2 separate regions of the Mus musculus genome follow, and region 2 is linked to region 1. A link is a loop called in an ENCODE intact Hi-C map of the cell type or tissue named here. Cell type or tissue: heart. All regions are shown on one strand. Each heading gives the region's core, and the rest is flanking DNA. Links, peaks and the distances in the headings are about the cores only.

Region 1 (4,000 bases), core at 1-4,000:
TTTTAAACTTTGGTTTGGTTTTCTTTTGCTGTCGTGAGCCTGGGTCTCAGCAGAGGTTAGTGTCAGCTCGGCTGCCTGGGCTGTGAACTGCAGATGCCACTGTAGCTGAGCTCTGGGATTGGCTCACTGAGGTCCCTCACCGTGCTTCATGTGAGGTCCAGGAATGTATAGTTTTGCGGTCTGATATATTTTGATGGTTGCCAGATAAAATCGATGTCTGGCACTTTTTTCTAGGAAAAACACATTTAGACGTTTCCAAGCTGATTTGTAGGACTTCATGTCATTAGAACTTTGTGGCAGAACTTTTTCTCAAGTGGCTGAAAACATAAAGGAACTTCAGTCTCGAGGGCTGTTCCCAGCATGTCCTGGGAGTGCCAAAGCCGAGAGGCGGACAACGGCCTGGATTGTTTAGACGGCCTTTCTTCAAAAATAACTGAGTATCTGGACTTCTTCCAATAAGGAAAATAACAGCTTTAGCTACTGACACCAGATTAGTCCCACAACTTAGGAAAAACGGGGTACCTTTTCCTCAAGTTTCTAATAACATTTCTTAGTCTGGCTGAGAGGGAGGACTCAGGTTAGTCTTGAAGGTCTGATTGCTGTTTGCTGTTCTATTCTGTTTTTTGTTGTTGTTGTTTTGTTTTGTTTTTTTTCAAGAAGAGCCGGGTTGGGAGAAACAGACTGTTGTTGAAAGTTAGCCTCCCAGTTCAGGCGAGCAAATCACAGTCTTTTTCTTCATTTATGTCCTAAGTATCTTGGATGCGAGTTAAGACGCTATTATAAAGGAATGAAACAGAGAGAGAGGTAGAGAGAGAGAGAGACAGACAGACAGACAGACAGACAGACAGACAGAGACAGACAGAGGGAACCTGGTGATACACGCATTACTTTTTCTTTAAACTCCCTGGCTTCTCTCTAAGGCCAGCGGGTGGATAGCAAGTCTTTACTTGTTGGCAGTACACTGAAGCCTCTTGGAACAAAATGACTATTGAAAACAAAAAAGCAGCTTCGTGAGATACACTTCAGCTAGGGAGCCCAGGAGTAAATATTTTAGATTTGGAAGAACTTTAAAAAAAAAAAAAAAAGCTACAGATCTTCTGAAAGACTTGCCATTTAATTAGTAGGTTAATGAGGCCTTAGGACCGAAAACTTGGTCTGGTTAAAGCACCCACAAAAACTCAAGTAGAACCTGGAAGCAATTCGACCTTGATTTACAAACATGGTGAGGACTAGGGCCAGCTTTGGCTATTTCGAGGAACTGGATAGGGAGAGGGATCAATCAGGGAGAAAGCTGTGTGTGTGTGTGTGTGTGTGAGAGAGAGAGAGAGAGAGAGAGAGAGAGAGAGAGAGAGAGAGAGAGAGAGAGAGAGAGAGAGAGATCTCCTCTCCGGTCTCCATTCTTTCTGCGGGGAGGAGGGGGGGCTACGCTGTCTGGGGCTCGCCCTGGCTGAGCAGAGGGAAGGGCTGAGGTGCCACCGGCTGACGGCTGACGCAGAAGACGTTCTTTTTCTGCAGCCATCTGGGAGTGGCAGCTCCTCCTGGCGTCCAGGCGCCCTGCGGGTCTCAGGGGGTGGGGTGGGGTCCTTATGTCAGGCCACAGCTACAGAGGAGATGTCACCAAATGCGCATTGCGCTGAGCGCACGGCGCCGCTTTCCTCTACAGTGAATGGGTTAACACCTTCTTCTACACCCACCCCTCTGCCCCCACCGTTTACCTCCTACAAACAGAGTTGGGAACCTGGCTGCCACTGTCTGCAAACAAAGCACCTCTCTTGTTTCTGTTAATCCAAAGTAAATATAATCTTCTATTAGCTAGTTTCTCAGTTATTCTGACAGCAACCTACTCGGGGTTAAAAAAAATATCTAGCTAGTTCAGCAAGTCACTATGACGGAGGGACGGGACTGCCTACCTCCTTCCCCACTCCATCCCCTAGGACCTCTTATCTATTTGTAAAAAACTATTTCAGAATGTTCTAATGTCATAGAAGCATCTAATTTTAATCACTTTTTAAAAAGCACACACAAGCAGTATCATGCGTACATACATTCTGCTCTTTAATTTGCTTCTCAGGTTTGCTGTTTGGGGTCTGGATAGCTTTTCATGTCCTTACTCAGATCCCAGCTCTTTACATATTCCAGCCCATGAACACACTTGTTGACAGGCTTGGTCCCCATCAGTGGACGGTTAGGTTGTCTCTGCCCTCACAAACAACAGTGTATTAAAGCCTCTGGGCTTATGAATGTTCTGTGTGTTTATGGGCACAAACACACGGAGTAAATCCCTGCCCCTGGAACTTTTTTGGTGACGGGGTACTCACATGGGACATGTTAGAAGGTTTTCAAAGGCGGGTAGTCCTAGCAATATTTCAGACATAAATAAGTTATTATCTTTCACATCTCCAGCCTTTACCAGGCTTTCTTGAAAACAGTTAATATTTAAATGACACATTTGTTACCGAGAGCAAATCAGCTTGTGTTAAGTTGCTAATTAAGTGTCTTTAAAGTTAAATTTCAAGTCCCAAACAGAGGTCTCTGGAGTGTGCAATTCTCTGCCAGGGCCTTTAGAAACTAGCAAGAAGCCAGCCGTGACAAACTCATCCCAGTCTCCAGGGACATCAACGGCTGTGGCATGTGGCTCTGGAAAACTAGCTGCTTTGAGAAACTCTAGGGTGGGATTGGGAAGGGGTTTGTTTCATGTGTAAGAGTGTTGTCACCAATTAATTCACTTCAGAAACACTGACTAAACACAACCATAGCAAAAGTTTCTCCTCCCCCTGCCTTTCTTTGTACCAGCCTCCCGACACCAGATGGGAGCCCGGTTCTAGGAACCACAAAATTAATTTCCTGCCACTGAAAGGTGATCCAGCAAGGGGATTAGCTTTGCCTGAGGGTGGCTATACACTATATCTAGATCTTGCCCCCAAAGGGATATTTGGCTTGCTTGTGAGTTTAGTGGCTCAAAGCGTTCCACCTGCACCAAACGGTCCATTTAGCTCCTCACTTGAGTTTTCTAGGTAGAAACATTACAGATGAAACCAGGTTCCAATGGATGAGTCAAGTTTTAGAACTTGGGATTCAAGCTGCTATTAAATTGCATTATCGGCAATCCTAGTAGCACTGCCCCCTCCCCCATAGCCTTTTAGATTATAGTCAACCTTGAGGGTGGGGGTTGTGTAGAGTGTTGACAGTTGTCATAATTCCTCAAATAACCACTTGACTGAAAAAAATGGCTATTTTAAAAGCAAACTCCCTCACTCTCAAAACTCAAAGACAGTCACATTGGGATGGGGGGGGGGGTGTCTGGGTGGCATCCAAGAGGAAAACAAAGAAAAACAAACAGCAAAACTCAAACCAAACCAGTTAAAACAAAAAGAAACTTCCCATTCTAGGTCCAAAATTGTGCTTTCAGATAGAGGAGACAAATCAACAGGGCTGAGGAACCTGCTAATAAAAGCCTCTGATTTCAAACCAGTGTCCAGTAATACAGGAGGGGCACATTGGAAGAGTGAGGGAGGCGAAATGATGTCCTGAAATAGAATGGTCCTCTCAACGGTCAGGAAGCACCTGGGGACTTACTTGCTTAGAAATTCAGACAGAAATTGTTTCTGCAATTAGTGGGAAATGAGGCTTCTAAGCGCCAACGCCTTTAATATTTTCATGCCTTTATCTGCCTTTTCCATCAACGTGAATTACAGTGACAATGCATTCAAGTTAATAATACCAAATGTAACTTGGGTTGCAAGGGTGGGGCAGATGATGTCAAGCTAGGAAGGACACTTAGACTGGACACTTGGCTTTAACTCCGAATCTCCCTTTCCTGCTTTGCCCAGAGCCTGCACACCCAGCCTGCGGGGCTTTCATTTTTACAGCTCCTTTCAAGATTCTGTTTAAAAGTCGAAAAGTGAAACAAAGATGTTTTAATTGTTACAACGTCTACCACCTCTTTTAATTTTTTTCTTTTTTCTTTCTTAACATCCATAAAGACTTTAGTCCAGGGGTT
Region 2 (5,395 bases), core at 771-4,770, 210 kb after region 1:
GTGCAGGCAGGCAGATTCCTAGGGCTTACCGGCTACCCAGCCTTACCTAATTGGTGAATCCCAGGCTAATGAGAGACCCTGTCTCAAAACCAAGGTGGACAGGACCTGAGGAACAATGCATGAAGTTGTCCTGTGGCCTGCATAAACTCATGCATGTACACACACATGCACTTGTGTGCACACATATACATCCGCGCACTCATGCATGCATGCATACACACACTTGCATGCACACACATACAGGCACACAAGCATATGGGACAAGGAAGGAGAGGGGAGCAAGAAGAAGGAGAGAAATATGTTGTTCAGGAGCAGGCATGGATGTAGAATCAAATCCTCTTTCAAACTTGTGAGTCATTGCTCAGAAATGACAGTCCGATTTATGATGCAGGGATGTCATCTCCTGCTGACAGTCAACTAATGAGGGTGGTGATTTATGCTACGAAAGGGACTTGTATGACTAGGCTCACATTGTTGCTATGAATTTCTGGGATCCTGGGGACCTTTATCTGTTTTCCACTTTAAAAAGGATACCAAAAAAGTATGCAGTCAGCCAGTAACTCATGCCATCCTCTCGCACTCCTTACCCACAGACAGACAATAATAACTTTTTTAATTGCTTCTGCTAATGCATTTAATTGCTTGGATCAGTGGAGATACAAACCACTTTTTTTTCTTCTTCTTCTTCAAAGAATTATCTGCCACTGAATTATTTCAGCCAAAGAGTGTTGGCTCCTATTAATCCCTCTGCAGCTCAGGCTTTGTTTGTTTGTTTGGAGTGTGAATCCATTGCTGCTCTGGGCTCTCCCTATCCTTTTAGAAATGAGGGCTCTTCCCTTGTAAGGCTATGGCTCATGCAGAAGTGGCCATAATGACTGAGCCAAGAGTAGAGGAAGACTCCAAGGGGCTCATGGAGGTGGGGTGGGCAGTAGGGAGTAGTTGGAGGTCGGAGAAGAAGAGCTTTCAGAATAGACTCACTCCAAGAGCTCACGTTGGAAAAAGGCAGCAGCAGGCTCGGGGCCGTTGTCAAGCACCGCACTGGAGCGCCCACAGTCAGAGCAGCTTGAGAACGACTGTAGTCACAGCAAAACTGTGGAGGACACTGTGACCCAAGCTGACACAGTCATGAAATAGGTGGCATTTCCCCCACTGAGTGGAAAGTTGCTTTTCACCGTGTTCCAAAACACTGGCTCAATTGTGTGCGTGCTTGGTTGTGTTTGTGATACTCGGCATCGCTGTTTCCTGGAAACCCTCCCTGGAGTCCATGGCCATATTCACTCTCGTCCCCCAGCCCCCAGCCCTTCCTCCCCCCACGCTCACCCCCACTTCACCTCTGGGCTGCAGTCAGGACACGCCCCTTTCTCATGCTTCCAGCGATTGATTGTGCAGAACATGAAACCAAAAGCAGATGGGACAAATGTAGATCGGCTGTTGTTCTCCATCTCTGTAATTTCCTAAGTCTGATAGCGTGTTAATCTCCTAACCATACAAGCTGCTTCTGTGCTCCTTGGGACGTCTACACAGAAATATTGCCAGGAAACACACTAAAAGAATATGACGGGATTTTCCATTTTGTTTCTCCCTTCTCCTCCTCTTCATCCTCCTCCTCCTCTTCCTTTTTACCTTCTTCAAGTACCATGCTGTTGGAGCAGGAAATTAAATGCACTACTTTGAAGTTTGTACTTTTCAGAGTTTCTGTTAACTGATCTCTGTGGATCTGACCATGCTTCCCAACTCACAGTGGGGTTACATCTTGGCAAAGCCAATCTAACCTGAAAATATCCTAGGTCACAAATGCATTTCAATGTACCTACCCTATTGAGCACTGTAGCTCAGAAGCACAATAAGAGGGTTGGGTATCTCTGGGGTTGGGTAGTATGGCCGGTAGCTAGCTGGCCAGGAGCTGCAGCCTACAGCCGCTGCCCAGCCTCTCAAGAGAAAAACATACGACAGATACCAAGAAAAGGTCCAAACCCTAAATCTGAAATATACTTTCTACTGAATAGATCTCATTCTGCTTCATTATCAGGTGAGGGAACCTCAGAAGCCAGGGGCCATCGGTGTGACATCAACACCGAAGGATGATGGTTTGGATGATGTAATAGCTAAATCCAAGATCCAGCCCCTGGCGAATGGTCTTCCTAAAAGCAGTCACTCTAGAAGTAGAGTATTTGTTTACCAAACAGAGGTTGTGTTGGCTGGGTCCACATCTTATGCAGACGGGGAATGCCACTGACCGGTAGAGGATAGAAGATGCTATGGAACGAGTGGAGCATGCTGGGAAGAGGGTATGGAGCATTATAGTGTCTCTTTAGACCCACTCCTCTCTTGGTCAGTCACTGGTCACATTGCCTCTCCAAACAGATATTACCAGGCATGCCTTCACAAGGGGCTTATCCTAAATCAATCCTGAAAAAAAAAAATTCAGGTTTCTGTTGTCATCTGTGAAAGTGTAGCTACCCCTGCCCAGTCTCACAGGACCTATAGAATCCTGTTTCTCTGGAGGAATCTATAGCTGCATGAATTAAGGAAGTATATAAGGATCATCTTGTCCCTCCAGGTCACATAATGTTCTGCCCAGAGGATTCAGGTTGATGGCTCAGTGGGAGTGTCCGAGAAGCTTCACAATTAGAGAATTGCAGTCAGACTAGTCTGAAATGACTTCCTGGTCATATTCTCATTCTCTCACTCTCTCTCACTCTCCCTCCCTCTCCCCCTCTCCCCCCTCTCCCTCTCCCCCTCTCCCCCCTCTCCCTCTCCCCCTCTCCCCCCCTCTCCCTCTCCCTCTTTCTCCCTCCCTCCCCCTCCCTCTTTCTCCCTCTCTCTCCCCTTCCCTCTCTCTCTCTCTCTTGGGATTTGTTGACTACATTCACCTCATCAGCATCTTAGCAGGCTATCTGAAAGAACCCAGACCTTCAGCCAGACAGAACTGGATTTAAATCAGTCTCAGTCTCAGACACTTACTAGTTAGTGTTTGGGACATGTCATTCAGTGTCCCCTAATACTACAACCTCCTTTTTTTGAGTCGATGCTACCCATCTTGTGGTAGTGACTCGGAAGGCACAAGTATTTCCTTGTCTCCTCCAATCCTTGTTTTCAAATGATACAAACAGAGAACACGCTTGTGTCAGACCTCTCTGGAACCCGAAGGCACTGTACTAGGAAATGTTCCTAAGCCTGGAGCACAGCAGTTGCTTTATTAGTCATACAGGCATGAAGGAAATTACTTCATCTTGCTTTCCTTCCGTTATCTACCCAGTAGCTAGGAGGGACATGTGGGGCTGGCTAGCCTAGGATAAGAGGAGACAGTGCTGGGCCATAAGGACCTGTTTCACACAGCTCTTTCTCAACCCCATCCTGGGAGCAGAAAAGGCCACAGTACCAGACAGAATGACCAGTGCTAGGATGCCAGGGATCCCAACCACAGAGGAGGAGGAGGAAGAGGAGGAAAGGAGGAGGAGAAGAAGAGGAGGAGGAGGAAGCGGTGGCTTATCAGTACCGAGTTGGGCATATCAGTACTAAGTTCCCTCTGCTTTCTCCTGCCCGCCTCCTTCATGGTCTTGTTTGTTTGTTTGTTTGTTTGTTTCCAATTAATAAGAGCCTGGGCTGTTGGGAATGAGTAAGCATGCCAAGCAGCCTTGGAACCTGACAAGAAGTTACAGAACTCTCCTTTCATCTTATTTCTGCCTGCAAGATGCCCAGGTTAAAGGCACAACCTTCATCAGCAGGACCTGTTGTACTTAGAGGCTTGCAGGACACCTGCCTCCCATGAAGCGTTTCAGCTACATACTTTGTACCCAAGGACCACCTGTGCCTCCCGTCCTTAATTCAGAGTCGTCTTCCTTACGCCAAGGATGAGGCAACAGTCAATTTGGTGGAAAGATCTCTGTAATAGGAAACGAATAAAACTATCAATGCTAAATAAAATAGACCACTGTGAAACTTGGGTTAGATCCCACAGGGAAGCGTATGTGTGATTAACTGCGTTATGTAACAAGACCGCCTTTAATAGCTGGCATGGTTCTTTTTGTTGTTCTAAGGGAAAAGTGGCCAAGGCTGAAGCCAGAGCACATGATATTATTTGAAAGTGCTGCAGCCTCTGGAAATGCTCCTCCGAGGGGTATCCAGAATCAGGGTTCTCACTTGATTTATGGTTGTTCTAAAGGTTTAATACCTTTTATATTTTCACAACTATACCCTTTGCTTCCAGAAGCCTCTGGCTATGTTTCTGCTGCTTTGAATCCCATACCTTATTTACCCATTCAAGAGGGATATTTTAGAACTGTGCAAAAACGAAGGTTCTATAGTATTTGATTTTGAGCAATCCCATGGATGAAAGGGTTGAGACTGTACGGCAGGGCACACAGCCTTTACCCAGCCACTTGCGAGAACCCAGCAGAGGTGGTCACTGGACAGAATAGTTTTAATGTGTCAGCCCCTTCTATCGGCCACAGTGCTGGCTCTGAGGCTCCTCAGCCCTCACAGCTCTCTCTGTTAGGTGTGGCTGGCAGGGAAGGCCAAGATTAAGCCAGGGCAGATTCCCAGCCCATCAAATCAGAAACAGAAGGGCATTGGAAGTTGTGCTAGCACAATCTACAAAATCAGCTGGATGGGAATTACACTCAGCAATGAAGACTGTGATGGAGCCAGGGTGGAGCATCATGGGAGAGTCTGGGAAAGAGGCTCCAACACAATACAGGGTTGGGGACAAGGCGGAAGCGATAAGTGTCTGAACGCTTTCAAGGAAACAAGGCCAGCTTCTTTGAAGAGGACTTGGCACGAAACACACCATGTAAAGTTTGATACGCGATGCTGGAGACGGTGCACATACCTATAACTCATCACAAGAGGAGCCAGAGTTCAGAGTTGGCCTCAGCTACAAAGCAGGGCCGAGGTCAGCTGAGACTCTATGAGGCCCTGTCTCGAAACACGAGAGTGGATTGGCAGGCTTTGCCACACACGTACACCATCTCCACAGTCAGGATAATGATAGAGCTACCATCTTGAAACTTTTCTCATGGCCCTTTATAATTCCTTCCCATTTCCCTGGGCCCGGGAAAACATGGGTTTGCTCTCTGTTGTCATTGGTGATTTTCATTTCCGGCATTCACCTAAATGCGTTCTGTACTTCCCCTCCTCCCCTCCTCCTTTCTGGCTTCTTTCATTCAGCGTAATTATTGTGAGACTCATTCAGGTTGAAGTATGTATAGTATTTCATTCATTTGACTAGACAGCAATATTCCACCGTACCGATATCCCACACGCTGTTTACCCGCTTGCACGTTGAGAGAATCGTAAATTATGTTGTGGCAGTTATGGATGGAGCTGCCGAGAAGCACCCGCATGCATGTGACTGCCTGAGCAAAGATGACTTTTCTCTGTGGTAAATGCTTAG

What was found. Hi-C counts contacts between places; a loop is a spot of excess contacts. Peaks named below come from ENCODE experiments on the same cell type or tissue, not always from the same donor. Only the 100,000 strongest peaks of a DNase experiment are listed, where the experiment ranks them.
Region 2: it touches region 1 in a loop (1.9-fold over the local background); 2 of 42 quality-filtered maps call a loop at or near these places.

Annotation. Positions count from the first base shown.
Region 1 is chr10:95,396,262-95,400,261 of GRCm38, reverse strand. It overlaps a transcript of Socs2 not described here. Among named protein-coding and RNA genes, the nearest start is that of Gm33230, 16 kb to the left of the region's middle. In heart, for the core only: a CTCF peak has its summit at 1,542; DNase peaks (open chromatin) are centred at 381, 1,541 and 3,671; H3K4me3 peaks cover 920 bases; H3K27ac peaks cover 439 bases; H3K27me3 peaks cover 281 bases.
Region 2 is chr10:95,189,956-95,195,350 of GRCm38, reverse strand. The region is part of intron 2 of Cradd (CASP2 and RIPK1 domain containing adaptor with death domain); the gene reads left to right. Among named protein-coding and RNA genes, the nearest start is that of Gm29684, 47 kb to the right of the region's middle. In heart, for the core only: no CTCF peak of the experiment used is centred there; DNase peaks (open chromatin) are centred at 1,150, 3,260 and 3,890; H3K27ac peaks cover 1,253 bases.